Regions from separate parts of the Mus musculus genome. Here region 2 is linked to region 1. The links are chromatin loops, found by intact Hi-C in ENCODE. Cell type or tissue: heart. All regions are shown on one strand. Each heading gives the region's core, and the rest is flanking DNA. Links, peaks and the distances in the headings are about the cores only. Region 1 has its middle 10 kb from the start of Gm16619. Region 2 holds the start of Cd47 (CD47 antigen (Rh-related antigen, integrin-associated signal transducer)).

What was found. Hi-C counts contacts between places; a loop is a spot of excess contacts. Peaks named below come from ENCODE experiments on the same cell type or tissue, not always from the same donor. Only the 100,000 strongest peaks of a DNase experiment are listed, where the experiment ranks them.
Region 2: a loop joins it to region 1, with 9 times the contacts of the local background. A loop is called at or near these places in 11 of 42 quality-filtered maps.

The regions. Positions count from the first base shown.
Region 1 is chr16:49,787,401-49,792,778 of GRCm38, reverse strand. No RefSeq gene overlaps it. Among named protein-coding and RNA genes, the nearest start is that of Gm16619, 10 kb to the left of the region's middle. In heart, for the core only: no CTCF peak of the experiment used is centred there; a DNase peak (open chromatin) is centred at 118; H3K27ac peaks cover 1,052 bases.
Region 2 is chr16:49,852,587-49,857,964 of GRCm38, reverse strand. It overlaps Cd47 (CD47 antigen (Rh-related antigen, integrin-associated signal transducer)), which reads right to left and starts at 2,304. Exons shown (of 9, transcript NM_001368415.1): 1 at 2,133-2,304. The coding sequence starts at 2,178. It also overlaps Gm4633. In heart, for the core only: a CTCF peak has its summit at 2,773; a DNase peak (open chromatin) is centred at 2,374; H3K4me3 peaks cover 3,144 bases; H3K27ac peaks cover 2,045 bases.

The DNA.
Region 1 (5,378 bases), core at 59-5,058:
ACACAAGAGCTACGATACGGAAGGGTCCAAGAGACAACCCGAAGGACGTCAGAATGGGAAAATTTCCAGGCAAACTCGTTTTGGCACACAACAACTGTAGACACTTCGTCAGAGTTTTAAAAGCCACTTCCTCCTTACACTTCACTTCCACTCTGGAAGCCCAGCTGGGCATTTTCCCTGCTGAGTGGGAGGGTAAAGCAGAGCTCAAGATTAGCTCAGGCTTTAGGCAAAACTGTAATGTAGGTTGTGCCCTGTGTGTTGTTTCTGTGCTTTGACCTGTCTGCACCACCAGGCACGTCACCTCTCCTGATAAACCTACCCCACAGAAATAGCTCCCTGCTCTTTAAACAGAGCCCCCGGTATGATTTCTCTCTTTCTCTTGGTGCCATCTAGAAAGTAATGATTCTAATATTTACTTAACTCAGGACCTTGACTTATGGACATTAATGTGTGCTAATATTTCTAGAGTTCCTGTCTTCTAATAGCATTTCTTGAAAATGGTATTTATTTTTTAAAAGATAAATAAACCCAAGATGAGATTGATGGAAAATATTTGTTCCTCTAGGAAGATTCACAACCCCCCCCACCCCACCCCACCCCATCTCCTGGGTTAGAGGCTGCCACCAAAGCTGGCCGGTGAGTGTATCCTGTCAGGCACTTGCCACCCGTCAATGAGATCACTTGGGAAACTGTCCCCTCTTCTAGTTCAGTGGTGAGCCCTGTGTGCAGCCTCATGTGTATTAATGTACACATACCATTATACACTAATTCACGATGGTTAGCTCTTTGATCGATTGCTGAAAGGATCTTAGTAAATACTTTTGAAAAACATGAGAACAATGTTAAAGATCTCAGGAACTATAGGAATATGATGGGTTAGGAGAAAGCCAGATAGCAATTAAAGGCCAGATGGCGTTTCCTGATGTCTCCTACTTAGTTATTTTAGAAGCCTCAAAAGTCTTGCTGATGGACTTCTGAAATTACTGCTCGAAAATAAGAGATTCCAAGAATCCCTTAAGTGTGTCTGAAGTTCTCTCAGCATCAGAGGTAGATGATTAAGGAACATAACCTTGATCTGTTCTGGACATAAGCACTTTCAATACACAGAAAATATTCCTCAAGCGCTCTGGCGTCTCTGTTTTATCCAGTGACAGGGTCTGTGCTTTATAAGTTGAAATAATACTTTTTACCAAAAATGGTGCATAAAACAGAAACAAAAATAAAATATCCCCATGGCCACAACCATCGCCCAAGTCTTCAAGAAGGAAAAGCCAGAGAAAAGCATTTCAGTGGTACCTTAGGAATACAAAATATAGGAGTTTTGGCTCAGTGTACTATAGGTACTATCCCACTGTAAGGACAGTGGTAGGGCTCAGAGAGTTAGGTGAACTTGGAGGAAGTAGATTAGAATACGAGTGGATAAAAACTCAGCCTTCCAGAGCATGGAGGGTAGGCTTGTGGGTTAACACAAGAAGGAAAGGAAACCTGTCCTCTACCAAAGAGGATGCTGTTGACCACTCCCAAGGAGTCCTGGGGAATTCCTAGTGAGGTTTGCAGTTTGTGCAGAGCGTCTCTCCGTAACAGAGGTCAGCAGTGTAAGTGTAGCTAAGGTCTGTGTTGCTAAGTAAATTCCCTTCAGTCACTTTCTGTCCCCACCCTTGTTTTTTTCTTCCTTTTTATCACTTCCTCTATCTTTTTCTCTCTTTGGCTTCTCTCTTGGCTTTTCCAGTGCTTCAGTTGATAACTATCTACGGAAGTGGTATACTACAAATAACATAGTGCATAAAACCAGTCAAAACCTCTTAACGGTAACTCTCTTTCAGTACATGCTTCACACATACACTGTGCAGCCTGCTTTCATGTCAGCTTGACACAGCGAGAGTCATCTGAAAGAAGGGAGCCTCAATTGAGAAAAATTGTTCCATAAGCTCCATCTCGGTAAACAAGGCTGGAGGGAGTTTTCTTATTTAGTGATTGATGGCAGAGGGTCCAACCTATTGTGTGTGTTCAACTCATGGACCAGTGATCTTGCTATGGGGATGGAAGGGATCAGGATGAGCAAGCCATGAGGGACAAGCCAGTAAATAGCACTCCTTCATGGCTTCTTCACCAGTGCGCTCACCTTTGGGTTCCTGCCCTGCCTGAGTTCCTGCCCCGACTTCCCTTGATGATGGACTATGAAGAGGAAGTAAATAAATAAATAAATGTATAAATTTTAAAAAATAATAAAAAGGAAATAAACTCTTTTCTTCCAAAGTGATTTATGTTCATAACATTTTTTATTTTATTTTATTTTTTATGTTTTATTTTTTTGGTTTTTCGAGACAGGGTTTCTCTGTGTAGCTCTGGCTGTCCTGGAACTCACTCTGTAGACCAGGCTGGCCTCAAACTCAGAAATTTGCCTGCCTCTGCCTCCCAAGTGCTGGGATTAAAGGTGTGCGCCACCATGCCTGGCCCAGCATTTTAACACAATAGAAACCCTAATACACACACACACACACACACACACACACACATACACACACACACACACAGATACACCAATCACTTAATTTCCCCTAAGACTTTTACACTCTAGTAATTTCATGTCCGTGTCATTAGAATTAGTAAACAAATTCAGGTTAATCGATCTGACAGTGAAAAATTACTAGAATACAGAGCATGAATTTTAAGTTACACAGTCTGGTTTCAGAGCCTGTACCCCTTTTTTTCTTTTATATCTTGGGAGATAACAGAAACAAAGTAGGTAAAAAACAAATTATTTTTGTGGTGCCAGGGAGTGGAACCCAGGCCTTGATACATGCTAGGCAGAAACTCTACTGGTAAGTCTCATACCCAGCATTCAATGGTGTATTTATTGTTTGCCTTGGATCATAATGACACAATGTTTTCATTATGGTGCACACGTCTCTGCTTGCCTGAGAGCATTGGCGTTAAAACTATAAGATATGCATGAGAAGCCAAAAGCTAAGCATGCAAAGATTTCCATACCAAGCAGCTTCATGCTGCATTTCTTACACTGGTCTGGGCTGTAGACAGAATGCCTACATTTCTGGTCTGGATAGGTCATCCATCCATTGTCAGCATTCTTGAACTGGACTCTAGGTCCCAAGGATTTGGCCTGTTCCTCTACCCTGACATACTTCATGGCTATCTGTGGGCCACTAGCAGCCTGCTTTAGGAACCACTTCAGATCATTTCGCTTCTTTGTCTCCATCTTTGACTTACTCTGAGACCCAGAAGAGGATGAGACGACTGATTAGTATTCTTACTTACAACCCTTAACGTTGATGGGACTAATTGATGAACCAGTAATTTAGAATCCCCATGCATGAGTCAGGCACATTGGCACATGCATATTATCCTAGCACTTGGAAAGCTGAGACAGGAGGATTACCACAAGTTTGAGCCTACTTTTGGCTACATACCATGTACTAGGATTGCCAGGCTACATAACTACATAGCATGATGTTATTTAATAATAATAATAATAATAATAATAACAACAACAACAACAACAGATCAACAAGAAAGAAGACTACATATATGTAAAAGCTATCAAGTCCTTAGAGGTTCACTTAAAAAGGAGATATACAAGGCATTGCTCTGAGAAAGTCTTTGGGAGTGGCAAATAGAAAGTAAAAACATTCTACTCTTTAAAAAACTGATCACAACCCCTTCATTCTGCACAGCACATGATTTAACAGGTGTGTGATTTATTCATTTATTCACAGACTCTCTGAGTAACCATTCCATCACTGCACTATTGTCTGCAGAGCAAAACACATTTACAGCAAACTGCATCAGCTTCATAGAGAAGATGAATTAGCCAATCTCTAGAAATCCTTTGTTTCCCAAAGAAAAAGAAGGTTCACAACACCAAGACAGTGACCCTAAAAAAAGAATTAAACTTTACCTTAGTAAAGTCCTGCCCATTCTAGAACTCTGGGTCATCCATATATCCCACTATAAACAGTGCTTGATGTGAAAGAGAATAAAGTAAAGGCAGTATGTTACTTCTGTTAAAATAGAAGACTGTCTCCAAATGTAACCAACATCACCAGGGCCCTTCTTGGACAAGGCACAGTTGCCTTTCTCAGGTAACTCTTCTGTTTTCTGGGGGCTGGGGGTGTCATTGTTGTGTTTACTTTTGTTGTTGAGGTCTTTTAGAAGTTATACAAGCCTGTCCCAAGTTGCCTGAGCTCCATCTCTGGAATTAGCTTTTCCCTGGTAGATGGGTGTAGTGGCTATTCCTGGTTGTCAACTTGACAATATTTGGAATGAACTACAATCCGGAATTGGAAGGCTCACCAGTGACCCTTATCTGGAGGCTTGGAGATCCTTATCTGGATCTTGGTTTGAAGATCTTGAGCCACAGTGGCTATGGATTCCAGAAGATTGAATCTCCCAGTTTAAGGAACACACCTTTAATCTGGGCTACACCTTTCATCTGGGATTAAAGGTGTGGTGGAACATACCTTTAATCTGGGCTACACCTTCTGCTGGAGACAATATAAGGACATTGGAAGAAGGGAGCTCTAGCTCGAGCTCTTGCTCCTTCGCCTGCTTGCTGCGTGAGACTGAGTAACTGCTAGATCCTTGGACTTCCATTCACAGCTGCGACTGAACAATTGTTGGGAATTGGGCTGCCGACTGTAAGTCATCAATAAATTCCTTTACTATTTAGAGACTATTCATAAGTTCTGTGACTCTAGAGAACCCTGACTAATACAATGGGCAACTAGGCATGTTTTCCAGGTACGTTGGACACTGGTGTACAGCCATAGGAATTAGGTTCCACTGGTTTTCCTTGCATTGCTTAAGGAATAACCCTACACTCCCCTGTGAAATGTGCCCTGCTGACCCTGTGCTCAGCGTATTGCCCAATCGTGCACCAACACAGAAAAACAAGCACTTGTTAGGTCTTCGTTTTGCCCCTCAGCCCCATGATCCAAGAAATAAAACTTTGACTCAGATTATATTCATAAATACCTGGGTCATACAGCGAGGCTCTGCTTTGACTAGATCATAACTAAATATACCCATTTAGTTCAACCTACATTTTGCTGTGTGGCTGGTTACCTGTGCTCAGGTACTATGTGTCCATCTCTTTACCTCTTTTTGGGCTTCTCCCTTCTCTTCATCTCCCTGAATTCTTTTTTTCTCCCAATGTCCCACCTCTATTTCTTATCTGAGCTATAGGCCATAGGCTTCTTAATAGACAGATGAGGCATGCGTACAATGCACAAGATGGTCTCTCTACAGATACTTTGCCTTGTTCCCCTGCCTGTGTACACAGGTATAATGTGTATACCCGTGAGTGGGTGAGGAAAGAGCCACTTATCAGTAGCTGCTTGACTTTAATACATTAGATTGTC
Region 2 (5,378 bases), core at 233-5,232, 65 kb before region 1:
TGATATTATTTATTTAAGGTTTTATTTACTAGTTGGTGACTACCCTGGAAACTGCTATGCCTTTAAAGGAAGTATAACTGGACATGCTGGGAAGGAATACAGACATTCATTCCACATCTTCTAAAGGGTTACATGGGGCTGCACTCCGCTGTAATTGGCTGAAGAGGGTGTTGGAACCCCACCCCACTCCCCCTTTACCACAGAGGTCAGTGAAACTGTGAAGATTACAAGGACATGGCCCCTGGTTACCCATTTCATTATAAATGAAACTGAAAACAGAATCGAACTTCAGCACAAATGAACCTTAAAAATCCGTGACTTTCATCTCATGCTAGATGCTAAATCCAGTCTCCAGGTTCCCTACTGCTTGTGTTCTGAGACTGTTAGCATGCTTTCATGTGTGTTCTTTCGAACCTACATATGATACACAAACAAAAGTCCATCTTATCTTTGACAAACATTATCAATTGCTGATTTACAAACATCTAACGACCCCAAACCATAATGCCTGTATTTTGGGTTTGTTTTTCTTTCCTAGTCAATAGCAAACACAATAAAAATAGTGAAAGTTCTGAATTTTGCAACTCCTTATAGAACCAAATGTACTAACATTGTACAAAATGAGCATTAATGAATGTGATCATAATTATCGCTAACAAAGGCCTACCACAATTCCTATCACCAAAACTACAATTCTAATAATTTTGCTTTTTAGTCTACTTGAGAATTAGGCTTAAAAAAAAACATAATATATGGCTTAGACTTTTCACTCTTCAGACAAACAAGATTCACTGTCCATGGTCTGAATCAGTAGCATTTTATAACAGATTTGTATCTGGCTCAATATGAAAGCTCTCTGATTATACAACAGGTATTTGAAAACAGTGTTATAATGATAACGATGGTAACAAGCACAGTAAAAACGACTAAAATCAGAAAACATCCAATACCAACAATTTAGATAACACAGGTCTTTATTATTATCAGCTACAACACCCAGGATGATTGGGAGAGGGAAGTGGTGGGCAGGGTATTAAGGGCATCTTGGAAATAGATCCCAAACACTGGCCTTTATAAGGCATTGTGAGGTTAACCATCAGTTTAAGGTTCAATTAATTTAGCATCCATCCTAAGACAAATTTAACATTTGCTGTTATCCTGCTGCAAGTCTGTTCCGATTCTTACCAAAAGTTCGCAGAGGAATCTGCAGATATGAAGCTTGCCGGGCGGTATATGGTCACAAAAATTCCTATTCTTCCCTCGGCTTTTTACAAAGGAGGTACGCGTTCATAAACAGCAAAATACTTTACAAAAGAGGAGGTGCATCCCTGGCAATTACTGTCTTTAGACCACTGGCAATATCTGGGCAAATCTTAAAATACGTTTGCTCCAAGGAAGAGGGAAAAAAAAAACTTTAATCTACAATAAGGAATATATTAAAGTGCTGGCAAGGGAGGGGGGTAGCGGGGGTGTCACGAGAAGTGTTTCCAGGAAGCTTGTTTTGAGGATTCAAAACAACAACCACAAAAATACGCGGTCAGAGGGAGGGAAAGAAAAAAAAAGCTTCGATAAAAGCTGGGTGGGAAATAAAACTTGGGTCCACCGTGTTCTCTCTGCTCCAGTGCTTACGCGGTAGGGCAAAAAGCCTTTCTGGTCGACTTCACCAAAATGCGCACTTCATCACAAGAGGCCCGGGCCTCCCACTCTAGTCCTTCAACCCCAAATGCTGCGTGAAAGCTCTGAGAAAGGAGAGGGGTGCAAGAGGAGGGGATGGGGGGGGCGGCAGCTGCCCCCTCGCTTTCTTTGCAGTTGGGGTTTTGCACAGTTGCGGTTGTTCCCAGTTCTTCCTACGTGTGCGCACTGGAGAGTGAGGAGCTTCAGCCCGCTCTCCCCGGGGGGGAAAGGGACTAGGGAAGGAGAGCAGAGGGAGGAGGCAGGGGCGCCGATGCCCCGCCGGGCCCTCCCACAGTGGCGCTCCGGGTGCGCAGGGCCCGCGCATCCCGCCACCCCTCTCCTCTTCTCTCTGCTCTCCTCCGGGCGCCGCCTGGCCGGCGGGGGTGCAGCCCACACTCCTGCGGGGGCGCCTGGGTGCTGCGCACCAGCCTGAGAGCCGGGATCCCCGAGCCACTCACCGCAGCAGCAGGAGCCCAGCAACAGCGCCGCCGCCAAGGGCCACATCTCCGCGCCGCCGGGGGGTCGCCGCCGCAGGTGTCTGGAGCAGCCGCCGCCTCCGCTGCTGCCTTCAAGGGAAACGACCGACCAGCAGCGCCGCAGCAGTGACAGGCAGGAGCGGCCGCCCAGGCTGCCCGGGGGTGCGCGCGCGCGCGTGCTCGCCGCCCCGCGCACGCGCACTCCGCCCCGCCTGGCCGCCTCTGCTCGTTGACGTGACGCCAGCCTCACACCCAGCCCTGGGCAGGCTCCGGCGGAGAGCGCCAAGAATCAGCCTGTCCCCGGGGCTGCGCGGGTTGCACTCTCTGCTCACGGCCCCCGTCCCTCCAGCCAGCTCTCTTCCGGCTTCGTGTCCTGGGCCGGCCTGAAAGACGGGAGCATGGGACACACACGCTCACCGGAACTCACGGCACGCGTCCCTGCGCAGCCCCGCTGCTCTCTACTCCCTCTGGCCAAGCTCGCCCTGGACCTCGGAGCCGCCCAACCTCAGTCCAACTCCTCCTCCCTGCTCTCCCGGTGTAGGCGCTGCTTCTGCTTTCACCATCTTCCCTCCCAAGGCGCGCAGCCCTGGAGCCGCAGGGCTGGGCGGAGAGAGGGCGCTGTGACCAGGTCCTGGCCCCCGAGGAACTCCTTCCCTCTGGCTCCCCCTGGCCCTGATCTCTCCCCGGTCTGACTTGTTCCAGAAGTGGACCTCCTTATCTGTTTTTCTTTCTTTGTTGGCTAATGTTTTCATCCCCCAAGCAGGGTTGGGCAATCAAGTTCCATGCATAATGAGCAGTTTAAAACCACGAAGGAGAAAGGGTGACAGACACAAGGATTGTGGCAGACAGGCCCCGTGTGAGTAAACAGATCCTTGACGCTATCGGCAATATTGGGAAACTGGCTTATGTCTGCATCCTTGTGTAGACCTCTGACCTGTTTGAGTTCAGTTCTTGAATAGGTTTAAAAGTGTAGCTCTAAGCCACTCTCTTCACCCTGAGGCAAAGGTCCTTTGACTAAAAGGACTTGATCTCTGTAATAATGGGTGCCCATTCTGGGTGATATTCTCTGAGCTGAGCTAAAAGACTATCACACTATTTATTGCACTTCTTAAAGTCTTCTACCCCATTTCCTTCTCAATAGCCAGTGTAGCAGCAATCCAATTCAGGATAAAACTTGCCACTGTCTATGATGCTGTGACAGTGTCCTTATTTCATGATTATTTTCCTAAGGAAATAACCACTCCCTCCCAGATAGGGTACCAACAACAAACTAAAGTAGGATTCCACCGAAGTCAGTCTTGGACCAAAAGGTTTCTTGAGCTTGCTATAAGTTACTTCCCACCCAGCAGCGCAGAAGATCTGAAAGCAACCACACCTAAAAATTTCACCGCAGCATGAATTCCCCGTTCTTTTGATACCCTTCTATAGTCGGCATACTCTAGCACCTACTTAGGGGTGTCTGAGAGGTGCAAGAGGAAGTAGCTAGAATCTCAAGTAAGGGTTCAATGACCCTCCTGTCACTCTCCTTCCTGGAGGAAAGATCCACAGTCAGCACATCCTATCTTGAGAGTCACAAGTAGTCACCACTGTTCTGAGGAACATGATTGCTGTTACGCTCAGAGAATAGCACTCAACAAACATCCCTTAGTATACAACTGTGTGTGTGTCTGTGTGTCAGAGAAAGAGAGAGAGAGAGAGAGAGAGAGAGAGAGAGAGAGAGAGAGAGAGAGATTTCCTCCACATTATCAATTCTTTAAACCCCAAAAGTTCCCTTTCCCCCCCACCCCCATTGATCTAGATGATGTGTTAATGTGACTTAAGAGTTCTGATGGTTAAGGTTTTCAATGGCAGACCAGATACCCTCCGACTATCAAAGGAACCGGTTAATGCTGATATGGATACAAAACAATGACCGCTCACCAGACCTTGAGCGTTAGGGACATTGTGTATCAGAGAGCAGCTGCTCGGCTAAAAAAGGCTGTCAGCTGTTCCTGGATGCAGCTAACCCTGTAAAGCTGACTACTGACTGGAAAACACTGTGCCCAACCTGCAGAGGTGGAGATCCAGTGATGCTCTGTGTTATGCTGGGAGCTACGGGGGCCATATGATTGTCTTCTTGTGCAGAAAATGGAATGGGCATAAGTTGGTTGGATGAGAAGTCAAGAGGGTGGTAACTGTTCTCTCGGGCATTTGAGATGGGGCGTGAGGTTGAGTCTATCCCAGAAAAGTTCTATAGCAATTTCTGCAGAGTTGATAACTTCTCTCTGAGAGAACCTTAAACTCCAAGTCCAGAACCTAAAGTCCTTAGAAGTTCTCTTCCAATTGATCCAAACATTTTTATCCAGACTTTGAGCTTGGCATGAGAGAGGAGGGGATAGGTGCACATTAGATATTTTGAACACAGGTAGCACACATTAACTATGTTAATTAAGAGTCTCCACACAAGCTGTGGGTAGGGTGTTGTGCCCAGTTCAGATAAGGAAACAGAAGAGGTACCATGGGCCTGGAGTTACTTATTCTGGTGTTCTCTGGAGCTCTCACCTGGGCCCTTTCCTTGAGTTTTCATCAGACGTGTGGTTTCCCCTGAATCACTTCTGACCTTAGAGTGGAGGAATATGGAGTTACAAGCTCAGAGAAGTCGGTATCTATGATAAGACACGTAGTTACCCCATAGCCTTCCTTCTCAATTCATGACTAGTTCCTCTTTCATGGTTAGCCTCATACTAACTTTCCTTTTCCTCCCAATCTTACATCTGCTTCTGACCATATCTAAAATCTTATATAGATACAGCAATATACTTACTCTTGATGCTTCTGGTTACTTATATGTCCATGATATATGTGGGTGTTTCATGTTCATGCATGTACTGGTACAAGGGCACATGTTTGTGCTTATATGTAGAGACTAAAGAATTACTTTGTGTATCATTTCTCTGAAAGTGTCTATACCTTTTTAAAAAAAAAAAAACAGTTTAAAGAATAAATGTCTTCCCAGACATTCTGGTTAGCTTTCAAATGAAGATCATATTTTAAAATACTTCTGGCCCAGAATTTGCCATATAGGCTAGGCTGACTAGTCAGTGAATTCCATGGATCTGCCTGTCTCCTCTTCCTCAATGTTAGGATTCCAAGACACCATAAAAAGTGTGCTTACAGATAATCACTAGAACAACCACAAATGTTAAATATTCAGGGTTGTCTCTTCAAAGGAATCTATACTGCTTCCCA